Regions from separate parts of the Homo sapiens genome. Here regions 1 and 3 are each linked to region 2. Evidence: chromatin contacts called from ENCODE Hi-C or POLR2A ChIA-PET data. All regions are on one chromosome and are shown on one strand. Each heading gives the region's core, a stretch centred on a gene start or an enhancer-like site at or near the end of the contact. The rest is flanking DNA. Distances are from core to core; before and after follow the strand shown.

What was found. Hi-C counts contacts between places; a loop is a spot of excess contacts on that map. ChIA-PET counts read pairs that join two places held with the same protein, here RNA polymerase II (POLR2A). Pooled maps may share reads with other maps.
Region 1: a loop to region 2 is called in a pooled map, with 2.2 times the contacts of the local background. The contact joins the enhancer-like site here to the promoter of ZAR1 in region 2. A Hi-C loop is called at or near these places in 6 of 37 single-sample maps with no recorded cell type and 9 of 50 pooled maps. POLR2A ChIA-PET finds 5 or more read pairs at or near these places in 2 of 52 experiments (H1 and activated CD4-positive, alpha-beta T cell).
Region 3: a loop to region 2 is called in a map with no recorded cell type, with 3 times the contacts of the local background. The contact joins the promoter of CNGA1 here to the promoter of ZAR1 in region 2. A Hi-C loop is called at or near these places in 1 of 37 single-sample maps with no recorded cell type and 2 of 50 pooled maps. POLR2A ChIA-PET finds 5 or more read pairs at or near these places in 1 of 52 experiments (H1).

What each region holds. Positions count from the first base shown.
Region 1 is chr4:48,035,170-48,038,299 of GRCh38, forward strand. It overlaps NIPAL1 (NIPA like domain containing 1), which reads left to right. Exons shown (of 6, transcript NM_207330.3): 6 at 393-3,130. The coding sequence ends at 1,003. Among named protein-coding and RNA genes, the nearest start is that of NIPAL1, 20 kb to the left of the region's middle. RefSeq lists enhancers at 1,504-1,763, 1,784-1,843. Within about 2 kb of position 1,727, at least 5 of the 41 ENCODE cell types and tissues checked have a DNase peak (open chromatin) inside an H3K27ac peak, as active enhancers do.
Region 2 is chr4:48,488,661-48,491,898 of GRCh38, forward strand. ZAR1 (zygote arrest 1) reads left to right here and starts at 1,592. Exons shown (of 4, transcript NM_175619.3): 1 at 1,592-2,594. The coding sequence starts at 1,632. It overlaps SLC10A4 (solute carrier family 10 member 4), which reads left to right. Exons shown (of 3, transcript NM_152679.4): 3 at 1-866. The coding sequence ends at 279. RefSeq lists an enhancer at 726-1,263 and silencers at 1,489-1,738, 1,789-1,868.
Region 3 is chr4:48,014,840-48,018,005 of GRCh38, forward strand. It overlaps CNGA1 (cyclic nucleotide gated channel subunit alpha 1), which reads right to left and starts at 1,842. Exons shown (of 11, transcript NM_001379270.1): 1 at 1,644-1,842. NIPAL1 (NIPA like domain containing 1) reads left to right here and starts at 1,933. Exons shown (of 6, transcript NM_207330.3): 1 at 1,933-2,046. The coding sequence starts at 2,001. RefSeq lists an enhancer at 1,523-2,024 and silencers at 1,789-2,118, 2,409-2,568.

The DNA of each region.
Region 1 (3,130 bases), core at 477-2,976, 450 kb before region 2:
GAGGTTTGATTATTATTTCTCCTGAAAAGATGGCAGAACTTATTTTTGTGTTCATGCTTCCCCTGTTACACAATGAAAGGGAGAGGTGGGGATGGTAGAGGCAAAAGACATATATTCAAAATCAAATCTTTGCCACTCTCTTCCTCTGAAAATAAAAAGTTAATCTGATAATATTCGCCCTAGCTCATAGTGGTATTGGTGAGATTTAAATGATATGTTTGTGAAAATCCTTTGTAAAATATTGAGAACTATGCAATAGAATGTTGTTTTTAATTTGATCTCACTTCTATTTCTAAAATACCTATGCTCTTAAACTCATGACTAACAAGATTTCAGAAAGGTATAATCCTGTGAGCATTTTCTAAAGTCAAATTCTTTTCTCCTTCTAACAGGGTTTATTTCCTTTGCTGTGATCATAACTGTGATCTCCTTGGTGCTGATTTTGATTGTGGCTCCCAAGAAAGGACAGACCAATATATTGGTTTATATTTCAATCTGTTCCTTGATTGGAGCGTTTTCAGTTTCTTCTGTGAAAGGCCTGGGAATTGCCATTAAGGAGCTGATAGAATGGAAGCCAGTTTACAAACATCCGCTGGTCTTTGTTTTGCTGGCTGTACTTGTGCTTTCAGTAACTACACAGATTAACTATCTCAACAAGGCACTGGACACCTTTAATACCTCTCTTGTGACACCCATTTATTATGTATTCTTCACATCCATGGTAGTGACTTGCTCTGCCATCTTATTCCAAGAGTGGTATGGCATGACAGCTGGAGATATCATTGGGACCCTGAGTGGATTCTTCACTATTATCATTGGCATCTTCCTTCTACATGCTTTTAAAAATACTGACATTACTTGGAGTGAGCTTACATCCACTGCTAAGAAAGAAGCCGTCTCTCTGAATGTCAATGAAAACAATTATGTTTTACTAGAGAACTTGGAGTGTTCAGCCCCAGGATACAATGATGACGTTACCTTGTTTAGTAGAACTGATGACTGAAGTCTCTAGAAACACTGAGTTTTAACCAATATGAGACACACGAAGAGGAAAATGAATGCTTGCTTCTTGGAAGAACTGCTAGGAAAGTTAGCATTTTTGCAGTTCTAACTAATTTAGATGTGAGGCCAAGTAAAAATGCCATTTTTTTGGCCATTGAATTTGAAAATCAAATTGATTATCCTCCAGAATCTCTACAAACTTTGAAATACTCTCTAAGGATCAAAGAAGTCAAAGAGCTATGTGTGTCTCAGAATAATCTCCTTCTTCTGGTCACAGTATCTTTGTCTCTGCCAGGTGGCTCTTCATTTCTTTGGTAGCTATTTTTAGACTTACAGTCATTCACCAATATACAGTTAGCAGTGTTCTGATAGACACAGTATCAGTCATATTCTCCGTTGAGTCATAATTTCAAACTCAACAAGATTTCAGAAAGGTATAATCATGTAATTTCTCATATTAAAACTGAGAAGAGAGGCCAGGCATGGTGGTTCACACCTGTAATCCTAGCAGTTTGGGAGGCCAAGGCGGACAGATCACTTGAGCTCAGGAGTTCGAGACCACCTTGGGCCACAAGGCGAGACCCTGTCTCTACAAAAAATACAAAAATTAGCCAGGCGTGGTGGCACATGCCTGTAGTTCCAGCCACCCGGGAGCCTGAGGTGGGAGGATTGCTTGAGTCTGCGAGGTTGGGGCTGCCGTGAGCCCAGATTGCGCCATTGTGCTCCAGCCTGGGTGACAAAGCAAGGCCCTGTCTCAAAAAAGAAGAAGAGAAAGGGCCAGGGGCTTTTGCTTTAAAAAACTTTTTTTAAAACAGAAGTGAAACCACGGGTGCTTTGTTCTTCCTTCTGCACCTCCTTCTTAAACTAGATAGCTAATTAGTTATTTTAAGAAAAAAGAAATTTAAAAAAAAGCCTGCTTTATTTGTTAGTGGGCTAGAATACACAAGACATACCCACCCATGAAGAGTTTATGAATTGTAACTTATTGACATTATCATAGGAATTTACTACCAGTTAAAGAGGGAGAACGGAGGAAGAGAAAAATACTTCAGATAAAGGAAAAAGTTTTCTTCTCACAAAAACACAGACACGTGATTGTTTTCACAGGTTCCATTAATTAACTCAGGTCTGGAAGACATAGGACAAAATGGAGTTTCTGAAGAAGTCCAGGTGAATTCAGCTTTGGAGTCACTTATGTTCATTTTTTTTCCTTTTCTTTTACTATTATCCTAAAGGTTATTTTTCTTGTTGATATAGAGATTTTTGTAAAAGATTGCTACATTATTTCAGGATTATATCCTACATTTCGATTGCTCTCAAATGTTTTATCCCTAAAGAGTGAGTTTTCCACAGACTGTTTGGAAGCAACTAGAAAAATCTTTGTGAAAAATCTGAACAAATTATCATAATGGCTCTCTTGAAATTTTGCACTTTCACCCTTATTAAGGAAATTATAATTAGTTACTAACCTTTAAAAATAGATATATTCTAATAGGATAGAAAGTTAACTTCCTGGCAAACAAAATACTAAGATCTCAGGGGCTACTGCAGGAAAATACCTTTTTCGCACATTAAAATGTTTATAAAATTTTCCCCTCTCATTTCAAATGCATGGCAGGAATAACATTTTTGGTGGTCTTTAATGTGATGGACAGATTTACTGTCACTTATTGATTTTATGGAAAATAAATTGGCTATCTTATTTTTATAACAATCTTATTTTTCTCAAAACAAAAATCCTAACCAAAAAGTTGTCATTAAAAAAAAAAAAATTCAGGTAGACTGAATGTTTTTCTGCTCTAACCTTAAATGTTATTAGGTTTGGTTTTTGTTTCTAAGCTACTTCAAGACTACCTGAGGTAATAATGGTAAACTTTATTATTCAGAATTCGATTAAACTAACTTCAGCATTTCCACAGTTCTATTAAACAATGACTGATGTTCACAATGACAACCTACCTGAGATGGCTGCAAGGCCCTAATGTTCCATTATACATTATAGTCTTTTCAGCATAGTTTAGTGTTGAGTGCAATTCTAATGCATTCTACGTTTTTGAAAATCGATAATCCATGGAAGGTCCATGGGTTGATACCTCAGGTCAAAAATGTGTTTACTCTGTTGATTGCT
Region 2 (3,238 bases), core at 342-2,841:
GCCATTCTAAAACTGGCCTTTCCACCGCAATTCATAGGAAGCATGTACATGTTTCCTTTGCTGTATGCACTTTTCCAGTCTGCAGAAGCGGGGATTTTTGTTTTAATCTATAAAATGTATGGAAGTGAAATGTTGCACAAGCGAGATCCTCTAGATGAAGATGAAGATACAGATATTTCTTATAAAAAACTAAAAGAAGAGGAAATGGCAGACACTTCCTATGGCACAGTGAAAGCAGAAAATATAATAATGATGGAAACCGCTCAGACTTCTCTCTAAATGTGGAGATACACAGGAGCTTCTATCTTGCTGAAATATTGCTTCATATTTATAGCCTGTGGTAGTGCACATGGTTAACATAAAAGATAACACTGGTTCACATCATACATGTAACAATTCTGATCTTTTTAAGGTTCACTGGTGTATTAACCAAACGTTGTCACAAATTACAAATCAATGCTGTAATATAATTTGCACCTGGAATGGCTAACGTGAAGCCTGAATTAAATGTGGTTTTTAGTTTTTACCATCACCAATTTCTATGACTGTTGCAAATACAGAATCTATTAGAAAACAGGGTCTTGGAAATGTAGAATTTTGGCGCACTATGAGGAAAAACAAGCTATCTTTGTAAAGCATAATTGAGTTTAATGTAATTGTTGTAAAAAAAAAAGTGTGCTTGCTCTACTTAAAATTCCTCACAATGTTGAATTTTGACCTGTATTCAGAAGAATTCCAAAACAGGTCAGTTAAATAAGGAAATATAGTATTTGTCAAACCAGTATCAGAGAAAAGTTACATTAATGTATTTGATTACTTGATCTGGTATCTACTTATTAATGAATAATCAACATTTTTCTAGTGGACAAGCCATGTTCTTTTCGACTGGTCTTCTGCATTTATGTAAACACACCCCAAATCAATTTATCTTTTGTAGGAATGATTTGGTTGGGAAATTTTTCAGAACCGCTCTGGAGCAGAACAAAACGGTACCTCCCGGTCACCACTGGGACTGGGGGAAGGGACACGCTCCAGGGGAGAAAACAATTCGCCTAGATGAAGATCCCTGGGTGGTTCTCCATGCACTCGCCGAGGGGGCTCAGTGGGTAGCCTCTTAGAGCAGCTCTGAGAATAAACTTATCATCTGAGTTAACGGGTAATAGACCCAGAACAGTTCCCAAACCTTGGCACTTTCGCTCACTTAGCCAGAGGCACCCGGCCTGGCCTCGGCTTCCCGGTGAGGGAGCGGGGGTGGGGGGGATGCGCAGGCACCTGGAACAATCAGGGCACCGGGAGAAGCCGGCTCAGCTGATGCCGGTGATGAGTTTCTCTCATTGAAATCCTCCTCACCTCGGGCGCCTTGGTTCCCTTACGGATCAGCCCTTTCATCACAAAGAAAGCCCTCTTTCCAGATCATCTAAGGGTCATTGTGCCAACATCCGGGCGTGGAGAGTTTCTGTAGGGAGAAGGACGAAGAGGGGCCCCCTCGGCGGGGACGCGGGCCGGTGGCAGGAAGGGCGTGGAGGGCGGTGCAGCGTGCGAGCCCCCGCCGAGGGCCATCCCCGCCTCCGCTCGGCCGCCCGGGCAAGTCGCCTATTTAGGGTGCGGCGGCGGGCGGGAGCAGTGCGCCCATGGCGGCCCTGGGGGACGAGGTGCTGGACGGTTACGTGTTCCCGGCGTGCCCCCCCTGCTCGTACCGGTACCCATACCCCGCGGCCACCAAGGGCAAGGGCGCGGCGGGCGGCAGCTGGCAGCAGCGCGGCAGGGGCTGCCTTCCCGCCTCCTCCCCCTGCTCGGCGGGCGCGGCCTCGTTGTCCTTCCCGGGCTGCGGGCGGCTGACGGCCGCCGAGTACTTCGACAGCTACCAGCGGGAGCGGCTCATGGCTCTCCTGGCGCAGGTGGGGCCGGGTCTCGGGCCGCGCGCCCGCAGGGCCGGCAGCTGCGACGTGGCGGTGCAGGTGAGCCCGCGCATCGACGCCGCGGTACAGTGCTCGCTGGGGAGGCGCACGCTGCAGCGCCGGGCCCGCGACCCCGAGTCCCCGGCCGGCCCCGGGGCCGAGGGCACCACGGGTGGCGGCTCTTTCTCCCAGCAGCCATCCCGTCGAGGCCTGGAGCAGGGCAGCCCCCAGAACGGCGCCCCGCGGCCCATGCGCTTCCCGCGCACCGTCGCCGTGTACTCGCCCCTGGCCTTGCGCCGTCTCACCGCCTTCCTGGAGGGGCCCGGGCCCGCGGCGGGCGAGCAGAGGTCCGGGGCGTCGGACGGAGAGAGGGGGCCGCCGCCCGCGCGGCTTCAAGGCCCAGAGGAGGGGGAGGTGTGGACGAAGAAGGCGCCCCGGCGGCCGCAGTCCGACGACGACGGCGAGGCCCAGGCCGCAGTCCGAGCGAGCTGGGAGCAGCCGGCCGACGGTCCCGAGCTGCCGCCGCGAGAGGCCCAGGAGGGCGAGGCGGCTCCGCGGTCGGCGCTAAGGAGCCCGGGGCAACCTCCGTCGGCGGGGAGGGCCCGAGACGGCGGCGACGGACGGGAGGCGGCCGTCGCGGGAGAGGGGCCGTCGCCACGGAGCCCGGAGCTGGGCAAGGAGCGGCTGCGCTTCCAGGTAAAGCCTAGGGCGGTCAGGGCACAGGGGAGCCCGGGGGTGCGGGTGTCTTCCTTGGGCCTGGCCCTGTGACTGCTTCGGGCACTCGGAGGTGCGGCGCTTCCCTAAGCGTGGGCTACTTCCGTATTTCCGAGACAGCCAATGACCGCGATAGGTGTCTTCCTTGACAGCACAGTCTCATGTCCCCGACATCCAGACTTACTCGTGGCGGCTGCTCCACGGGCTGGCCAGGGCGACGCCCTTGGGACGTTCTTATAACCCACATATTTGCACTGTAAACCTCGCGCAGTGGGCGCATAGGCCAGCCCTGACCGCACGGTTGGATTACCTATCAGTAGGCACAACTGAACTTCGGAGCACTTGCCGGCTGGAGAGTCGATTCCCAAGGATCCCTCTCTCCCATTTCCGCACTGGATGTGGCAAAAACCCTTCAACTGCTGGGATTCTGGTCAGCAATTCTGATTTCTCCTTTACGAGCTTCCAGGCTATTGGAAAGCTGGAGCTCCTAAAATGCCCCTTCCTAGGAATTTGCTTTGCTTTTAAGAAGCACCCCCAACTCAGAAATCCAATACTGCGAAAGCATTTGGACTGCTCAGTGTTGCTGCCCGAGGGCAGCAGGCTGAAACTTTAAAGGGCTGGGGCAC
Region 3 (3,166 bases), core at 592-3,091, 470 kb before region 2:
ATTTTAAGTTGGAAATCCAAAGAAAACGTTTAAATAGAAGTCTAAGTTTTGGGCCGGGCTAGGTGGCTCACGCCTGTAATCCCAGCCCTTTGGGAGGCCGAGGTAGGCGGATCACGAGGTCAGGAGATTGAGAGCATGCTGGTTAACACGGTGAAACCCCATCTCTACTAAAAAAAAAAATACAAAAAATTAGCCGGGCGTGGTGGGGGGCGCCTGTAGTCCCAGCTACTCGGGAGGCTGAGGCAGGAGAATGGCGTGAACCCAGGAGGCGGAGCTTGCAGTGAGCCGAGATCGCGCCACTGCACTCCAGCCTGGGCGACAGAGCGAGACTCCGTCTCAAAAAAAACCAAACCAAGCCAAACAAACAAACAAGCAAACAAAAAGAAGTCTAAGTTTTAAGGCTTGTTATGGAAAATTGGCATAAATCTCCCTCGCTTTCAACTTTCACCTATTCCACTCTCCGTGGTGTTCCTTCTCTGCAAAGTCATCCATATGTATTATAAAAGTGGGTGCCTTGGACTGGTATGTTGACTAATTTGTTCTTAGCTCTTCTCTCATCCGCCTAAGAACAAGAAAAACAAGATTGAGGCCTCTGCTATGAAACTCTTAGGTAATAAAATTAATAGCACTGTTCATGCCTACTTAGAACAAAGGCTACCTGAGTACATGAGAATATTTTCCTCAGTGTTAAAATGCCAGAGCACAAAGGCACCCCAGTTCTCCCTGGTGAGGGTTTGAGCCCGAATTGTTCACTACCCCACCCCTCACCTTTTTTTTTCTTGAGACAGGGTCTCACTCTGTTGCCTGGACTAGAGTGCAGTGGTTCGATCATGTCTCACTGTAGCCTCCACCTCCTGGGCTCAAGTCATCCGTCCTCCCACCTCAGCCTCCTGAGTAGCTGAGACTACAGGAGTACACCACCACATCTGGCTAATTTTTGTAGAGACAGGGTTTCACCATGATGCCCAGGCTAGTCTCGAACTTGTGGACTCAAGAGAGCCACTCGCCTCAACCTCCCAAAGTGCTGTGATTACAGGGGTGAGCCACCCGCCAGCCCTGCCCACTCCTTGTTTTGTAAATACCTGCTATCAGGTCTTCCAACCTTGGTTTGGTTACTTAACCTCACTCTTTGCCTCTAATCCCTCATCTGTAAACTGAGCGTTAATAGACTGCTGTGAGATTTAATTAATACATAATGTGCCTGCATATGTATGGTATAACAAGGATATCATAAACATTAGTTATTAATAATTCGTGGAAATAAGTCTTTCCAGTTTTGGCATTGCTTTTCCCTTAAAGGTTTATTTCAAATACCCCTATGACCCAGAAAATGGGGCAGGGTAGGGGGAGTTGCCTGCTGGAGACAGAACGGAGAGTGGATGGATATAGCGGGCGTGGACGGACAGCGACAGAAGCTGATAACAGCACAGAAGGGCAAAGTCTGCTCAGCAGCCCCCAAAATAAACTTGAGCCTGGCAATCGGCGCAGAACCCCAGCAGTCAGCAGCTTCGGTGCAAAGCAACTAACACCTGAAGGCTTCCAAAAGCAGCAGGGCTCTCTCTAGCGGGGGAGCCTTTTCGACCAGAGAGGAGCCAGAAGGGGGCCTCAGTGCAGCCTCCACTCCACTCAATTCCCGGAGTTACCTTGGCGGGCTCCACGCTCCGAGAGACGCTGTTGCTCTATGAGGCGTGTCTGTGTTTCTCTAGTTCGCGGCTCCAGCAGTCGCGCCAAGGGGCAGCTGCTACTCCTGCCAGATACACCAGTTATCACAGGCCGCTCCCAGGCCTGCGGGGGCCCTGAGAATTCGCAACAAGCCCCGGGCAGCAGGGCTCGGCTGGCGCTGAGGCCCCGCCTGGCCATGCCCATTGGCGGAGGCTGCCCCGGGGGCGGGGTCAGGGCGCCCCATTCCCAGACCCCGCAGCCCCGCCCGCCGCGGGTGCGTGTGGAGAGGCCCAGGTGAGGAGCAAGCGCCCGCGTTCCGGAAGCCCGCTCCCGGGGCCATGGGGGCACAGGTGAGGCTGCCGCCCGGAGAGCCCTGCCGAGAAGGTTTGTGTCTGCCCTGAGCCGAGGGACCTGGCAGCTGGGTGGCGAAGAGACCGGGTGGGCGGTCCCCGGACACTTGCGGAGACTGGAAAGGGGGGCTGTACCGACTCTAAACGTAGTCGTTCACTCATTCATTCATTCAGTCAGTCGGCCGTCCAGCCAGGCGTTCAACACTTATTTATGGGTGCCTAGGCGATTCGGGCTGTGCTGGAAAACCTGAGTGGAATAAGGCAGGTGGGACTCCCACTCGATTCGCGAGGCCGACCAGTGTAAATTACCGCGTGCTGCGTGTGGGACGGGGAAACTCAGGATGCTATGGGAAGAATCCCGAGTCCCTCTGAGAAGGACGTTTCCTCTGACTCAGGCTCCCTTCCAGAGTCTGCGGCCGACGTCACCCGGTGGGCAGAGGGCGTGTCTGCCTGGGGGGCCCGTGGGAGTTCTGCGCTGCGCCCTGCGCTGGCTCCCGGGGATCGAGCACCGCGAGAGGTTGGGCGCCCGGGGCCGCGGGGGTGGGCGTTGGGCAAGTCTGGGCCGCCCACGTCTCTCCTCTTCCTTGGAAATGAAAAGGTCTCCAAACCCATGAGCCTGTCTGACTCGCTGTGCAGTCACTCTGGCTGCTTAAGGCGAGAGCCGTACTGGAGAGGAAACCTGGAACCGGGAGCACTCGTTTGCAGGCTCTTCTTACTGCTTCTCACCTGAGCCCCGTGAAATCTCTGGGCGAGGCTCCTTGCCCTTCGCCAAGTGTTCGCAACACTGGCGGGTTTTCTGCAGTCTCCATACAGAAGGCCCCGATAAAAGTAGGGAAGGGGGTAGGGGGAGCGACTGGAAGGATGTAGATACATTGAAATGATGGTTTTCGCCGTACCAAGGGGAAAGCAGCTTTTTAATTTACCTGATAATGCAGTAAAGGGGAAGGGAGGCAGTGAAAGGCATGGTAAGAACTACTATATATATACACATATATATATAGTTCCCTTACACATATATATATATATATATGTATATACATATACACCTTTGCAAAGGTGCTCGCAACTTCCCTAGTTTCCTCTCCTCTTGACTCTTCCAGCTTATTCCTTTTTAACAAGTGAGCTCGTCCAAACCATGCTAGCAAGGAAGAGAA